Regions from separate parts of the Homo sapiens genome. Here region 1 is linked to region 2. Evidence: chromatin loops called from intact Hi-C (ENCODE). Cell type or tissue: MCF 10A. All regions are shown on one strand. Each heading gives the region's core, and the rest is flanking DNA. Links, peaks and the distances in the headings are about the cores only. Region 1 has its middle 560 kb from the start of CCDC85A. Region 2 has its middle 530 kb from the start of VRK2.

What was found. Peaks named below come from ENCODE experiments on the same cell type or tissue, not always from the same donor. Only the 100,000 strongest peaks of a DNase experiment are listed, where the experiment ranks them.
Region 1: a loop joins it to region 2, with 4 times the contacts of the local background. A loop is called at or near these places in 5 of 110 quality-filtered maps.

The regions. Positions count from the first base shown.
Region 1 is chr2:56,736,995-56,745,741 of GRCh38, forward strand. No RefSeq gene overlaps it. Among named protein-coding and RNA genes, the nearest start is that of CCDC85A, 560 kb to the left of the region's middle. In MCF 10A, for the core only: no CTCF peak of the experiment used is centred there; a DNase peak (open chromatin) is centred at 4,707.
Region 2 is chr2:57,511,537-57,520,283 of GRCh38, forward strand. No RefSeq gene overlaps it. Among named protein-coding and RNA genes, the nearest start is that of VRK2, 530 kb to the right of the region's middle. In MCF 10A, for the core only: a CTCF peak has its summit at 5,434 (motif pointing left); no DNase peak of the experiment used is centred there.

The DNA of each region.
Region 1 (8,747 bases), core at 473-8,472, 770 kb before region 2:
ATGCCTAATAAGGGACTGCTAAATCAGAACTATTTGACAGCCATAGTGGGGACTTAGGACTGAGTGAGGTATTGTGACCCAGCAATTGCTAGCCATTTTCAAAAATGGCCATTTCAATCTGCATCAGTCTACAAACATGGCTCCTTCTCTACTATGGTCCATACCTTGTCTAGGTTGAAACTTTATAAGAAGTGTCATAGACAGGAATTTAATGGTCATAGAAAGTTGTCAATTTGTTCTCTTATTAAGTAGTGTTTATTCATTTTTCCTTAACATCTTTCCCACAAGATACAGTGAATCCCTGTTTCTGCGAGATCCTCAATTTAAACCTTATTCAAGATATAACTCTTAATTTTACTTTCTATGCAAGTTTGATATGCTATATTCTTAACACAATCATGAAATGACAATTCTGTGTTCTATAGACTTTGTCCCTGGACTAATTTACATGATGCACTATAGCCCCCATTTAAGCTAAACCCATAAGTAGCTAAAGGCATATGACAGTGCACAGCAAATACATGTGTTACAAATATCCGTATGCAAAATACCCTGGTCAATAGTATGTGATTCAGGTAATAGATTCTGTGGAGGGACTCCAATGGATGGGGGAGGGTAAAAGTGCAGGAATTTACAAGTACGGGTTCCTTAAGAGAGATCATAACATTGACATAGTTACGAGATCTGGTTGGTGGCACAGCAGAAGTTGACGATATAATAGAAATGAATCTTTCGCTCTCTCTTTCCTCCTTTTTTCTAAATGCTTCCAGAGAAATAAGTAACTGTTGTATTGAAAACTTGCAAACCCATTCTGTGTTCCTGAGATATCTTTGCTATGTTATTATTGAACTTGGGCTATTCTTCATGTAAATGTTTTCATGGTAGTGGATCTTTACATGAATTAACTCACCTTCAAGATGACTGAGAGCTGTTAGTACATTCCCTCTCCTAGACACAGAAAAGACTTCTGTTTGTGATCGCTTATTCCCATATGACTGGTTTACTTATTTGAACATTTGGACCTTACTTTTCTGAGAAAGAAACTACTCTGGAGAGAAGTGGGATGATGAATCGGTATTACATAGTTTCAAACATGGGAATAAGCAAGGTAATAGCCTTTTCTGTCACTAGTATTTATTTAGAAAGTCACTTGGAGTTTTATAGCCAACTTCTGCCATACCTTCCAAAAGATTAAAAAAAGAGGAATCATGGTATGGGGTTCTTCCCCACAGAGACACTGCCTATTCCTTTGGGTGTACTAAATCTTAAAATGAGTTCTCACTCCTGCAGTCCAACAGCTCCCGAGATATTTCTAGCAATTTTCTGGGTGGCAGTTTACACTTATCAATGATTGCTATGAGAACTCAAAAGTGAGAAGAGCATAAAATTAGAGAAACAAGAATTCTCTTCATTGCTAGATTGATCAATAACCTTAGGGACCATAGCTTCATGTCTTTTCTTCTCAAACACACAGAAGATATCAAGAAAAAGATAATAAAACCAAAATGAAAACCATGGGAGTTGTAAAAGTTTTTCAGAATAGGAATAAATTACACCATGACATATGGAGGCAAAAGTATAGAGACTGCTGAATTACAAGACACACAAACAGTTTCAATGTGTTTAAGCATGTCTCAAAAATTTAAAGGATCTCATTAAACAATGCTAGGTAACTTTCTTTCAAGTAGGTGTTATTGGTATTTAAAAAAGTATCAAGATAGTTGCTAGGGGGCAAACTAGCCTTTTGACAGAAACTGGCGATATGGAAAAACACATTAGAGAATCTCCTTCTAAGTTTTACTGTCTGAGAAATTTAGTTTTGCCAGGGCACACAGTATGGCCACATTTAGGGAGAATGACAGAAGCAAAACAAAGTTGGAGGAAACTAACATCTAACTTAGCCTAACAGAAGGATTTACAAAAGGCAGTGAGCATTCCTTGTGTAATAGATATTTACATTTACGCTCTAGGGCAATGTCTATACATATCAGGGTATTTGGGAAGCAAATTTAGTAATAAGAAATTCTTTAGGTCACCAGGGATGATTTGTTTTAAGACTAATTCATTTAATAAAACAACAAAATGTGATTAAAACTATTTCCATCCTTTTATAACTAACATCTCGTATGGCAGGCACAGGAGTGTGCCAGGTTCAGACTTTCCCCTCCTTAGTCAATGTTAGGTGAACGGTGGTACAATCTTATTTTTTACTCTCCTTTTTCCCAGTGTCCTTGCATGTGTCCAATCTTTTGTTAATATTAATAGGATTCTTCAGAAACGGTATATAATAAATAGTGAGGTATTTCTTTCCTTCCTCTGCCCTCCCCTTATGCCCTCTTTCTCCCTCCCCTCACCTCCCCTTCCCTCCCCTTCCCTTCCATTTCTTTCTTCTTTCCATCCTCCTTTCCTCCCTGCTTCCCTCCCTTCTCTCTTTCTTCAAAACCTGTACTTGGTTGTAATTTTATGAAGAAACACTTTAAACATAAAATGTAGAATGTATAACAGACACACATGCTTTGTTCCCCTTCTAGCTTAAATAAATAATATTTATTTGCCGTTAAATGTGGGTTTGAGGTTTATGCCCTTTGTCAGTTTAAGGAAATTCTTTACTATCTCATTTGCTAACAGTTTTTCTACTGAATGAGTGAATCATATTTCCATTTCTGGTACTGGCAATGTTTGATGATGGGGCATTGTTATTTTTTGCTCTGATAAATTTGATTTGCTCTTATTTAGGAATTTAGCTGCTATTTCAAAAACTGGGTCTGGTGTGTTTATTGTATTTCTTTGCATAATTTTGATTTTGGATTATAAATTCATTATAGAATGAGTTGGATACCTTTGTTTTTTAGTCTTTGAAACAATTTGCATTGTATAAATTTATCTGTTTTTAGAGATTTAGATTTGTTAAAGGTTTTCTTGAAATTATGTGACCTGAGCTTTTTGAAGAGTTATGTGTGTATATGTGTGTGTGTTTGTGTGTGTCAGGGGGACATAGGGGTGTTGGTGAATCATTTTGTAATGGGCTGGGGAAATGGGGTTTTAGCTATTAATTATATTTAATTAATAATTGTTATTTTATTTTTATTTTAAATTCTAAGTCAATTTTAAAAATCTCTTATGTATATTTAATTTTATCTGGGTTGTCAATTTATTTATATAATATTTTTGTGTTATTCTGTTTTAAAATCTTTACTCTGTTGGTAAGTCCTAGTTTTTAAACTATATATTATTTGTAACATTACTCATTTTACTAGTAATATCTATATTAATATTAATAGTTTTAAAGAACCAACTTTTTGTTTTATTAATCTTCTCTAGTGTTTTTCTGTATTTTCATTGATTTCTGGTTTTGCTTTAAGTATTTCTATTTCTTTCTAGGTTTATTTTGTTAATTTTATTTTGACTCACTGAGTTGAAGATTTGACCAATTTTAATATTTCTTATTATGTAATAAATACATTTAGGATTTTATATTACCTCTGATTAAGACCTTAGCCAGTTTGTTATAGGAAACTTATAATACTATGCAAGTCTTTAGGTTTAAATGTGTTATTGTTTTCATTGTAATATCCTAATTAATCTGAGTAATAGAAGTTTATATTTGTTTCTAAATGTTATATAAGCACTTAAAAATTAATTTCTAATTTAATTTTATGGTAGTAATAAAGTCTGACATTTATTATTTAATATTTGTTATTGTTGTGATCTTGAACACTATGGACCAAGATTTAAAGCTGTTTAAATAGTAAGTCCAGTGAAAATTCTGCTTTATAAAGGTTAATGTAATTTAGTTTCTGGTTCAACCCACAATGAAACATCTAACTTTTCCCTTCTATTTAGAAAAAAAAATACTCTTCTAGTGTTTTTTCACTTGCAGTCACTTCAGGTGGGATGTATAGATGTGATACAGCAAGTTATAGAGAATAAGAGAATGAGCTTTAGCAACATGCAGCTTTGGTTTGAGTCTTATTCTGATACTATGATATTGGGCAAGTAATTTGAAATCTCAATATTTGCTCTTTAATTTATCCATTTGGAGCTTATATATTTTTAAATACCATCCCCTACTGCTATAGAAGAGCATGCGTTGCTCCATGCTCTCAAAGAAGTGTGCAGACAGATGATTGTACTAGGTGAGAAGGTAGGCCTGTTCGCTGCTTGGCCATCTTTCCTAGTGTAACATTATGAGGTTATCATAAGTCAAAATGGCTACTTTCCTAGACCAGGTACAAACTTTCTGATAAAATTTGCTAGTAGAAGACTTAAAAAGGCAGTTTTCTTTCCACATTGATATTCAGATGAATGATATACAGACTTCAACTTTTCCTCTCTTCCTCTAATAAGATAGTAGGACATGAGTGTGGTGATTTTTGTTTTCCACTACTTGTTGTCGAAAACACTGGAATTTGCAGTTTTTTAAGTCTCCCTTTTGGGAGCCATGAAATTAGCAATGTTTGTGCATGTATGAGGAAGTATCTTTATTGTCCATTAACTTTGGTTTTTATCAGCTTCTATTGTTATTTTGGGAATACGGATTCCCTAGCCCCTGATGGGGCACAGGTCTTTGAGTTCTGAATCTGAAATGTTTGGTGTTTTGTGGGAAGCTGGGGAGCCTCCAGGACCTCCACAGTTCACTCCTGTCCCTGTGAGACAGCCTGTTACATGCTGGCATAGGCCAGGCAGCTCACAGCTGTGACTCATCTGCTGATGTGTTCCCTCAGGCTCTCCCAGAGTAGCTGCGGTAAGTGGAATAGTGCATATTGAAAATCTGGACACATGTTACACATTTCTCAATACCACCCGACTGAGGGAACAAGGGTAAGTGTGGCAAAATATGCCACCCCGAAATATGCCACTTTGGCGTAAAGGTAACTTTGATCTAAATGCACTTGAAAAACAGCAAATGCATGAGAGGCGTCCTAATCTCCCCTTTTCTGAAAACAGGAGATTAAAAACTCCCTTGTGAAAGTTCCCTTACACCATGAGGAGGTAAACATTCTTCAGTGGGGAGTCATAGCCCAGAGAATTTTGTGCAAACAGACCTTGTCAAAATAATTCTTGTCATCTTTTAGCTTCCCCACAGAATTTAGTTACTTTTCCACAATTGCCTCTCTGTTTTCAACCTAATATATTAGCTTTTAGGTTTTGTCAATTTTTGGGTCTTCTTTTCCTTATTAGGGCTCCCGTATTACATAAAATTTATATTAAATTTCTATGCTTTTCTCTGGTTAATCTGACTTATGTCAATTTAATTATTAGGTTCTGTCTAAAACCCTAGGAGGGTAGAGGTAAAATTTTGTCTCCCTGACAAGGGTAAAGTGAGGAAGTATTTTCTTTCCTTTTTCATGAATAGCATTTCCCTGGGTTCTGGGGTGAGGGAGCAGATTTTTGTATTTTTTTTTATCTCACAAAAGTTTTATTTACAAAGTTTCCATATTTTTGTGGTTGTTTCAAATAGTTGTTTTAAGCTTTTGTGGAGGTTTTGCTTATATCTGCAGATTTAGCATCAGTAGGCATATATTAAGCTTGATAGCAACTTAAAAATAAGGAGACCACAAATGTTTGAACTATTTTCCAGGTGACATCTGTTAATAATGCAATATATTTAGAAATATGGTAACTGAGGTTTTCATAATCAGTTTAGGTCTTCAATATTTCTGTGGAGTATGGAGAGCAGAAATCAAGCAGTGTTCTTAAGATGAGGATCTGTCTATAGGTTTTAAAGTAACTTTTACTTCTCAAGGAAATGAAATGGGAACAGCAGAATTGTGAGACCCCTGTAGAGGTCATGTTTGGACAAATATATCTTCATTTGTTAAATTGTGTACATGTTTACAGCAAGCCTGGCTTTCAGCAGCAGGCAGTGAATTCCTACTCAAATGTTTCCTTTACACAATCATTCTTAGCTTCCAAGTGAGCAAAAGGAAACTGCTATTTATTTTGAATTTGTTATTTAGCTTATTGTGACTAGATATATACCCAACTATAATTTTTTTAATTCTGTGGATTATTAAAAACAAGGTTTTGCCAATTTTCTTAGAAATGTAAAAAAAATGGGAAATAGAGAAAGTAGTGAGCTATGAGAGACAGGATGGGGGAGGCAGAAGGGAAAAAGAAATGAGAGGTTGTTCTCTGTAGTTAATGCATTTGTCTTAGAAGAAAATTTTAAAGAAGAAAAAAAGTGGCTTGCTTTAAGTACATGACAGGTGCCCAGATTTTATCTAATATTAAAAATCATGACGTGTCATATGGTTGTCAGGAATCTGAGATAATATTAACTTTTATTTCACGACAGTGCTCTGCCACTGCTGATTTTACATTTAACACAGAGTCCATTTCTTCATCTCCCCTTAAGAGCCAGCCAATTCAAGATTTATTGATTTGGTGTCAATCAAATATGGTTTATCTTCTCAGTCTTTGCCTTACCTAATTGTTGGCAGCCCTTGGAAGAGAGGATACTGTTAACCTTCGGAATGTGCATGAAGGCTTGGCGAGTGAGGTAGGAAAGGTTTAGCTGAGCCAGTTTGGTTGGAACACCAGTGCCCATTGAGAGAGAGTTCTAGGTCATGGTGCTTCATCTGCAGTGAGGGTGGCCAGAAAGAGATCCTCTAAAACTTCATACGCATCAGGAGATGCGAGAAGCGGTGATTACAATGCTGGGAAAAATGCCAGAACTGTATGTATGTGTGTGTGTGTGTGTGTGTGTGTGTGTGTTGGGGGGCGTGATATTGCAACCCTGGCATTTTGTAAAAAAAAAAAAAAAAAAGTGAAAATATATTTAACAGAATTAACAATCTCCTTGCTTCATGCTTTTCAAATGCTAATATTTGAAAAATGTATCGAATGTGAAGTTATGAAAAATATAAAAGTTAAATTAAAAATATGATTAAAATATACATTACTGGCCACTAAATCACATCTCTGTACTGTGCTGTTTGCTGTAACTCCGATCCTTTACTGTCTGAGACTACTACAGTCACCTGGAGTGGAATCCTCTAATGTGGCCACTCCAGTTGACCTTTGGTGTCTTCCTGTCATTTAGCAATCCTGTATAGACTTGGCATTACTATTGCCTCTCTGGCTGCTCATGATGGAGGGTCCAATTTCAGCAATTTTGATTTCTTTCCTAGGTATCCACAGAGATATGGTCATGTCCTCAGTCTCTCCTTCCCTTTCCAGTTGATACATGTGCTCGTGCTACAAGCTTTTCCAGCCAGGTCCTCCTTGGCTGTCTGTGTGATGATGAAGTGGGGTTAGAGGGAAGGATAAGAAAAAATTGGAGGAGATAGGGAACTGTAGGAGCTCAGTGATAAAGAATAACCCAAACAACTTGCAGTGGGATGTCAAGAGTGGTGGCGGGGCAGGTAGTGGAGCAGAAGAGAAGTCTATTTGAGAGAGAGAGATAAATGACCAAGTAAACTGCTTACCAATGTCTCCAACATTTACATGATGACAACAGAAGCATTGATGTTTCATTTTTTTTGTTTAAGAAATAGCAAGGTGAAAGGTGAAGGCCTTCAACCTTGGGTGCACACTGGGAAGCTTTAAAAATACTGAGTCTTGGGTCCCATCCATCAAGAGATACTGATTTACTTGGTTAGGATTGTTGCTCTATCATCAAAAGTTTATAACTCTTCCTGGAAGTTCTCATATTCTGCCAAGGTTGAGAACTACAGTTAAGTGAATACCAGGATTTGATTATAATCAGTAAATTATTTTTATTTTAACCAAAGAGAAAGAGGTTCATCTTTAAGAGGCATTTTTAAGGTACCAGACACAGTGGTGAATACTTATATTATTAACTTTTTAAAAAAATTATCATAGTAACATTGTGAAGTGGGGATAATCAACCTCTTCAATAGGTGAAGGAAGTGAGGCCTACAGAGAAGTAATTTGCCCAAGGTGACACAGTTTGTGGAGGTGAAACAACCAGCTGGGACTCAATCACAGGTCTTTGTGATTTGTCTTTTTCCTTATCTTTCCTTTAAGACCCAGTTGGGAATTATAGATAGGTATCATGGATTGCTTGAGGACCTAATATTTTTCATGCTTTATGTCTAGGAATAAGAAAAAATAAATTCTATGTGTTCTAATTACCATAACCCCCAAGATTGTCTAAAATTAGGAGCCAACAAATTATAACCCAGCATCTATTTTTTACACAACCTATGAAGAAAGAATGTTTTTCATCTTTTTAAATGGTTGAAAAAAATTAAGGAAGAATCTTTCATGACCTGTGAAAATGATATAAAATTATAAATTTGGTGACCACAAAGAAAGTCTTATTGAAACAAATTAATTTGCTTTTGTGTTGTCTATAGCTCCTTTCACATTATAATAGCAGGATCAATTTTGGCGGAGACCATTTTATGTCCAGCAAAACCTAAACTATTTACTATCTTTCCATTTACAGAAAAAGTTTATTGACTTTTTCTCTATATGAAAACCTTATAAATATAAATAAATAAAAAAGCTGATATATCCTGCAGAGAATTCCCTTTCACATTAAAAAATATTTAACAATACAAAACAATTTACAAGTTTCCTTTAAGGTATAAACTCCCCCAGTGACTTGAAATGTTGGTATGAAAATCATTACATGATCACTGTTCTCATCATTCCTTCTAAGAGATCAACTTTTTAAGATTCATATATGAGTGAGATCATGAAGTATTTGTTTTTCTGTGTCTGGTTTATTTCACTTAACATAGTAACCTCTAGATTCATACTTGTTGTTGCAAATA
Region 2 (8,747 bases), core at 558-8,557:
ATACCATCACAGAAATTAGCCATGATTTGTATAACCAATCCTGTTTTTGTCGGTTTTAAAATATTTATTTCTTATAAATATTATTGTAGTCAATGCTCTGGAATACATACATATATATGTATATATATACACACACACACACATATGTATACCATGTTTGTACATTCTCTATTTCTTTATTTCCTCAGAATAAACTCCCAAGCTGAGTAAAAGTATATGTAGATTGTAAGCCTTTTTTTTTATTTTTGAATATTGTCATTTTGTTCCCTAGAAAGTTTTGTGGGTTTTTTTTTTTTTGTCAATTTAAATATCTGCCAGCCATGCATAAGAGAGGCTGTTACTTTCTTCTCTCCCAGAGAACTGATATTCTTCAAAGATTGTACTCCTAATAGGCAACAAAATGCAGCAAGTTGCTGTTTAATTTACATTTCTCCAATTATAATTAGACTGAGCATTTTAGAATGATCTTTTCACCAGCCTTTAGCACATCATCCTTTCTAGCATGTCTGATTACGTCCTGTGCCCATTTTGGTATTGGGTCTTTTTTCCATTGATTCTTAAGAGATTACTTACATATTGAGTGTCATATTTTTTATCAATAATTCTTGCAAATATTTATCTAACATTTTTATTTGTTTACTTTTACACTCTCTCAATTCACAAAAGTATTATTTTTGTTAAATAATTTGTTAAATTATTTTTGTTAAATCTATCACTATTTTCCTCAATGAATGATGTCTTTCGTATTATGTTTAATTTTCTTTGCCCCGAAACTTTTTAAATATTTAGCAATGTTTTCTTCTAGTAGTTTTTTAGGTGAAACTTTTTAATGTAGTTAATCCATCTTGAATGTATTTGAGAAAAATTGTGAAGCAGGGATCCATATTCACTATTTTTGTCATACACCTAGCTATTGAATTAACACTATATTTGAAGCCAAAACAGGTTTGAATAATGCCTAACATTATCACTGAGAAGTGAGATAGTCTACAAACTGTGAAAATGGTTCTCTTATTCTTCAGTTTTAAGATAGAATGGTTGTGATGAAAGCCTGACTCAAGTGAGTTTTCAATAGAATAGAGAGGTTTGGAGACAAAAAAAAATGTAAATTATTGTGAAGAGTTTTAGTGTAAACTGCAGCAAAGAAATATAGTAGCAGCTGGAAGAAATGCAGTTCAGAATTTATGAAATCTTTAACATAATTTATCAAATAGTCTCTATTTTTCTGAGCATAGGATGAATGATTAATTCCGAATGAGAGGTGTGGATACACATTGGAAGACAACGGCTCCTGTCATCCATGTAGTCTTTCTTCCCCTCCAAGATCCCATGGTAAAGACTATAAAACAAAACAAATAGATGCACAACAGTGCTAAAAATATAAAACTATGCCATTTTCAGTTCGGATGTTTTGAAAAATTTCTGGAGATAGAATGCAGATTCATTGATAACTTAAGCAAAGCACAGATTACAACTGCATCACGGGAGTGCCGTTCTTCACAGTGTAACTATGAGCAAAAGTGCCCATGAGTGGCTCAAAGCAGAAGAGCATTCAGGGGTTGTAAATTAGGTGAATAAGATTGCATACATATATGGCTGGTGTCCCCAACCCCATTCACTAATCACTGTGGTCAATTTATCTAAGAAGCTCTGTAAAATGAAATGGATAACTGGAATGTAGAAAGACAAAAGGCAGAATCTAAGATATAGCTGAGCTTCCATAAACATTGACCTGATAACAGGTTTACTAGATAAAATACAAAAACAAAAAAACCAGGATGTATGAACTTCAGATATACAAAAATAATTAAAATATTCCCAAAATATTACATGGGACACACTCATTCTAAAATATTATTTATTATTTATCTGAAATTCACACTTAACTAGGCATCTTGCATTTTTATTTGCTAAACCCAAAAACACAACATATGTAGAGATCCCTTCCCCTCACCTTAGAGGAAAGCCTGCTTGATGACAAAAATATGAATTTACCAGAAACCTCACTTAGCCCTCATATTCATAGGTGAGGAGCTATAGTCAAGAAACCTATCCAATGCAAAGAAAACCCTCACCAGCTACCTAGTCAGCCAGCCATTCCTCGATAAACGCAAATAACCAAACAAAAAATTGCCAACATTTGAGGAAAGGCAAAATAGGCCATAATAAGAAAGAAAACAATTACTGGACTTGGTAATGTGGGCAGTAGAAGAACATGTAAAAAGAAGCTCTAGTTAATATTCTCCTAGATATATTAAAGAAGAGTCCACCCATAAATCGAAGAGATGATGTGAAATAGTCATAAAACAGGAAAAAGTATATAGAAATCAAAATTTTAATTTATAAAAGATAAAGTACTGATTTTAATATTAAATGGCTATAGTGGAATACAGCATTAGGAATTTATAAGTTCAAGTTGAGAAACTATTCCAAAATATAGACAAAAAAAAAAAAAGAAAGACGGGGTTTAAGACACAGAGACACAGAAGCTCAATCCAGGAAATCCAGTGTTTATCAAATAAAAGAAATGAAGAGGCAATAAAAGGAAAGAAGAAAGTGGCTATGGATGTAGATCCCAATGGCAAAAAATCAGAAGGATGGGCACCATCTCAGCAGCAGCAGAGAAGTGACTATAAACTTCACCTGCCTTCTGGAAAAAGTGATTGTTTATTGGAATATGAGGAGAAAAAGATGACGAAAAAAGGAAAAGCAAAAGAAATTAACCTAGCTATTTCTAAGGATTTCGAAACTAAAATGTTAAATATTATTTACCAAATAAGGCAGCAGCAAATATATAAGATTAAAAACTAATAAACGGGCCAGGCACGGTGGCTCACGCTTGTAATCCCAGCACTTTGAGAGGCCGAGGTGAGTGGATCACGAGGTCAGGAGTTCGCGACCAGCCTGGCCAATACAGTCAAACCCCGTCTCTACTAAAAATACAAAAATTAGCCAGGCATGGTGGCGCAAGCCTGTATTCTCAGCTACTTAGAGGAGGCTGAGGCAGAATAATTGCTTGAACCTGGGAGGCAGAGATTGTAGTGAGCTGAGATCGCATGACTGTGCTCCAGCCTGGGCAACAGAGAGAGACTCCATCTAAAAAAAAAAACCAACAACAACAACAACAAAGAAAAAAACTAATAAATGAAAAATTATAAATTGACTCAGAATTATCATCCTTTTTACTGAGTTTTGCATTAATCTCTATGTAAGAAATGGTGATTAAATCCATGTAGACTATATGTATTCGAAAATTTCCTTTGACATGGATACTTGCTTTCCTCTAAGAAATACTCTTCTTCAATTTTTATATCTATGCCTTGATTTTGTAAGTACATTTAAAGATATATGTTACTAATAAAGATACAATGCATTCATCACTAACACCATAATAAAATGTCAAGGGGGAGAAAACTGAGAAAAGGCCACTAAATTTGTTAATTAGAGCAAACCCTCAATTTCAGTGGACAAAACATACATCCTTTTGATGTTAGCATATTAATAACATCCTTTAGAAGAGAAAAAATGATATGCCTACTTTGAAAACACACTAACAATATGAAATCATCCCTGTATATATCAAAATATATTGATACAGAGAAAGGTTTCTAGATAATTTACCAATGACAAAATCATGAAGAGATAAAATAGTTTTGCTTTTCTATCATGTGTGTGATATGTATATATCCTCCTTTGAATATATACATACTCTTTTTTGGTGATAGTATAGCTCTTGAGCAAAATGGAAAATAACTGCTGTTGGATAGGAAAATGCTATTTAGTACAAAAACCTATTAAATATGTTATAATTTCATATTAGTATGTTGCAAGTTTTACAGAAATGCTAGTTACAGAATTTGAAGATGGTTAAAGAATAAATATTTGGGTATTATCAGGTGCATTTCTTAAAAGTATCATAACAATTTAGATTTCATTAAAAAATGAACAACAAGACAATTATACTATTTCCTGTCATTTTCTCTACTGCAACATACATGCCCGGAGGGCACAGATTTTTGTTTTCTTTCATTAACTGCTGTTGATCAGGTAGATAGAATAGTACCTGGACTAGTAAGTCACTCAGTAAATATTTGTTGAATGAAAAAATGAGTCAACGAATGAATGAATAGCTATTCAAAGACATTTGTTTTGTTAATATACTCGAAGAAAATTACTACCTTCAATTATTCAATAAGCTACAGCCATTGCCATACTTGGTAAGCTCCATTCAGTGGCTCTATTAATTACCTAGATGATGTCTCTGAATCCTTTATTGCTTTTTGTTAATATTACTTCATGTCTGTTTCTCTTTCTTACTGAAAAGTAGGGTCTTTGATAAATCATCTAAGTTTGTTGCCAGGGGCTTCTCTTTCAGGTTAATAGAATACAGTTTGCCAGATATCTCCTAGGTGTAAAAGTAGAAACAGGCACAGTCTAGAGAAAAGTGAGGTGAGTAAAACATGTTTCATGTTTTTTTCTGATATTATAGGTCGTTCATTTTCTTAACAGGTTAATGGATGGTAAGTTCCTCAGATCCAGAGCCCCATTATGCAGCATTTGGAGTTATCAGCTATCGATATTCAGAGAAAGGACGGAGGATGTGTGTGGTATTAATGGCATATTGTGCATTTTATCTATTTTTAAACAAGAAAGTATACTTGTTCTTCGAAAAATATAGAGAATTAGAAATTAGAAATAGGATTATAAATATTACACAAAGTATACCTTTCATTATATATTAACCATTTTAAATATATAATGCTTTTCCAAGCTTTTTTTCCTTGAAAATTGTAATTGAAAAATGTTATTTTTTCTAGCCAAGGAATTGCTACAGACAGTTCTTTGCCACTTCTTCAGGGTAGCATTTTATGAGTTCTCATGTAATGTTGACTGGTTCTATTAATTGGGTCTCTCACAGAGTAGAATCATATCTGTGAATTGTGTTATTTATACAAATACAGGGGATGCATTTTCTCTAAATTACTAAACAAAGAAAAGTGACATGACGTTTTTCTTTCATGCTAACACAACTTCCTTTGTCTCTCAGTCCTTCTCTTTGCAAATGGATTATGGGTATTTAGGAGAGGCTAAAAACCCCTGGGAAAACCCCATTTCTTTTGCCCTAATTCTGTATTTTCTTATCATTTTTTCTTACAATACAGAAAATTTCAGTTTGATAGTAATCAGTATCAACGAATAAAGTGTATATTTGGGCATATCAACCTGCTTTACTTTCAGAACGGTTTTTAGGAATCTAATTTTATCTTTAAACCAAATTCACAAATTTAAAGGAGAAAAGAATGAGAGAGACAGAGAGAGAGAGAGAGAGACATGCAAACTGCAAATGTTGTATTCTTTAGATTACATCATAGCACAATTCTAATTTATTGCTTTGAGAATAGTGACATCTAGTGGTTATAAGGTATTAATACCATGGGTACCTTTGTGTCAAAATTCAACTGCAACTGCAAGTAAAGTCGAATTCTATCGACACAGAAAATCAAGAGGATTTTATAGGAACTGAAATGTCCTCAGCCACTTTCAGACATCTGTTTATCTGCCAGTAACATTCTAGACAGAATGTGACTATTAATTTGAAAGCCAAATACAGTGCAGAATAAAAGGAAATGTTATCAGTTTACCCTTGTGGGAGGTTAAACAATTATAGATTCTGAGGCTGGTTAGCAGAAACGTATCCTGTGTGTATTATAGAAACAGATTACTTTTAACATTTGCTTCCCATATCGATATAAAGTGTTTGTCAATCGTAAATATTTGTCCTATATTTGTTTTCCATTTGATTCCCAATGTATTTGTCTAACACATATATTGATTATGAATTAAAGTAATGACGTGAACCCTTAAAGGAATAGTGACTATTTAGCTCATATTATGATTAATTAAACCTACTATATGGAACAAGATAATAGGCCCCCTTTTTCCAGAGTTTTTCTTTTAGCAGTTTTAGTTACAGTACAGTAAGATATTTTGAGAGAGACCACATGCATATAACTTTTATTATGGTATAGTGTTATAATTATTCTATGTTATTATTAGTTCTTGTTGTTAATCTCTTACTGTGCCTAATGTATAAACTGTATCATAGATGTGTATGTAAAAGAAAAAAAACAGTATATATTGGGTTCAGTACTATCCACACTTATAGGCATCTGCTGGAGGCCTTGGAACACATCCACCATGGATGAAGGCAGGGGTTACTGTAATATGTTTGACACTTTGCAGTCTACAGATTATTTACAAATTATTAAATTATCATCATTGTATATTAACATCACTCTAATTTTATAGCAAAGTAAAGAAAATATTTAAATATTTAAGTAAATAAGCTAAGCCAACAAAAGTATCCTGGATAAGAGAGTCAATGAAACCTGGTAAATGGGCCATCTTCCAACTAACCCTTCACCCTGCCCTATTGACATTCCAGGGCAAAGAAATAAATGGCACAATGCTGGCTCCCTGCATTAAAAGACCACCCAGATTTAGATGGAATAAGAGTAGTGGGAATTATAGTTGTAACAACTGCCATCACCCTCAATTATGGAGTGTCTACTATTTGGCAAACTCTACTCTAAGAAATTATTATCCTCAGTAATAGAACTAGAAGAAGCATCTGTGATAAAAGGAATGTCTAACCCACCTAAGGTCATAAGGCTAGTACCTCTGAGATAATAATAGTGCAGATTAGAAACATAGCTTATTCTCCATTTATCAGGATATGTAGCAAATACATATACTATAAACCTAGACTTTTAAAATAGAAGTTGTTTTTTTGTATATTTGTTTAGTTCTAATTAGGCAAATTTAGATTTTATAAAGTATTTTATTTTGACTTGATATGCTTAATGCTATGTTTTATAAACAGGATCTACTGAAAAGAGCACTAGAATTGGAATTAGAAGACTCAGATTTTATCCAAATGTAATATCTCCCTGAACTGTTTGTTCTTGGAAAATTAATTTAATTTAGCTAAGTTTTTATTTCCTCATCTGTAATTCTGAAAAAAATAATCATTTTAAACTCTCTATAAACCATTATGGAATAAATAAACTGAAATATATGAAAGCATTTTGAAAACGTCAAAGCACTGTACAAGTTAAAAGTATTATAATAGTAATGATAGATTCATAAGAGTAACTGGACTGGTTATCTTTTCTGGAGTGAGGTCAAAAGATGACCTGAGTAAAATAAGCTTTTGGTAAATGTTTGAAATTGCTATTATAGAATCCTAAAGAGAAAAGACCACATTTTTTTTTATGAAAGTAAGGAAGAGGAAATTTCTAGAATTCAGAAAGTTCGCTACAAATAGACATAGATATTTGTATTTATATTATGTCTGTGGACCAGAGTATCAGATTGATCTAGCTGGTAGAAAATAGGCAATGTAGGCTGGGCAGGGTGGCTCACACCTGTAATCCTAGCACTTTGAGAGGCCAAGGCAGGAGGATCACTTGAAGTCAAGAGATAGAGATGAGCCTGGCCAACAAAGTGACACAGTGTCTCTACAAAAATAAAAATAAAAAAATTAGCTGGGCACAGTGGAGTGCACCTGTAGTTCTAGCTATTAGGAGGCTGAAGTGGGAGGGTTGCATGAGCCCAGTAGTTAGACTTTGCAGTGAGCTATGATGGTACCACTGCACTGAAGCCTGAGTGACAGTGTGAGAGACCCTGTCAAAAGAAAGAAAGAAACAGAGAGAGAGAGAGAGAAGGAAGGAAGGAAGGAAGGAAGGAAGGAAGGAAGGAAGGAAGGAAGGAGAGAAGGAAAGAAATAGTCAAATAGACAAATAGGCAATGTTACCCTTTTGGAGAAGCACTTTTGTTTTTGCAGAAGATTTTAATTCTGTAATTGCTTTAAAGTCAATGATATATAGGAAATATCACTAGTAATGGCTGACACTGAAATCACTGCTATATCCATTAAGCTGTATTTCTTGCTCTTTGACCGGATTCATAGTAACACACACTTTGTACAGGCATAATTTTTCAGGTGCCTAATGTATTCCTAAGTATTAAAGAGTGCTGTTTTTAAAAGTTGTTTCTTTGGGTTAAACGGGGGTTTTAAATTTATTCATATTTATTGAGCAGTACAGTATCTATACCATAATAATAATATATTATAAAAGAGGTATAAGGCAAATTACCAAATATCAATAAATTAATATTTTTGGAGGCAAAAGTGTTATATTGCCTAATACTTTGATGGATATTCTAATTTTTTTAATTTTTAATTTTATGAGTACATAGTAGGTATATATATTCTGGGATGCATGTGATGTTTTGATATAGTCATAAAATATGCGATAACCACATCAGGGTAATTGAGGTATCATTTATCATTATCAAGTGTTTAACCATCATTTGTCATTTCTTTGTGTTAGGAACATTTCAGTTCCACTCTTCGTTATTTTAACATATACAAAAAAAAATTTTGACTGTAGTCACCTCGTTCTGTTCTGCTATCAAATAGTAGATCTTATGCTATCTAAGAATGTTTTTGCACTCATTAACTGTCTCCATATTTTCTCCTCTTCCCTGCTACCCTTCCTTGCTGGCCTCTGTTAACAATCATTCTACTCTAGCTATTCATGAGTTCAATTGTTTTCATTGTTAGTTCGCATCTATAAGTGAGAACCTGTGAAATTCGTCTTTCTGTTCCTGGCTTATTTCACTTAATATAATGTCCTCCAGTTCCATCCACGTTGTTGCAAATGACAGGATTTCATGCTTTC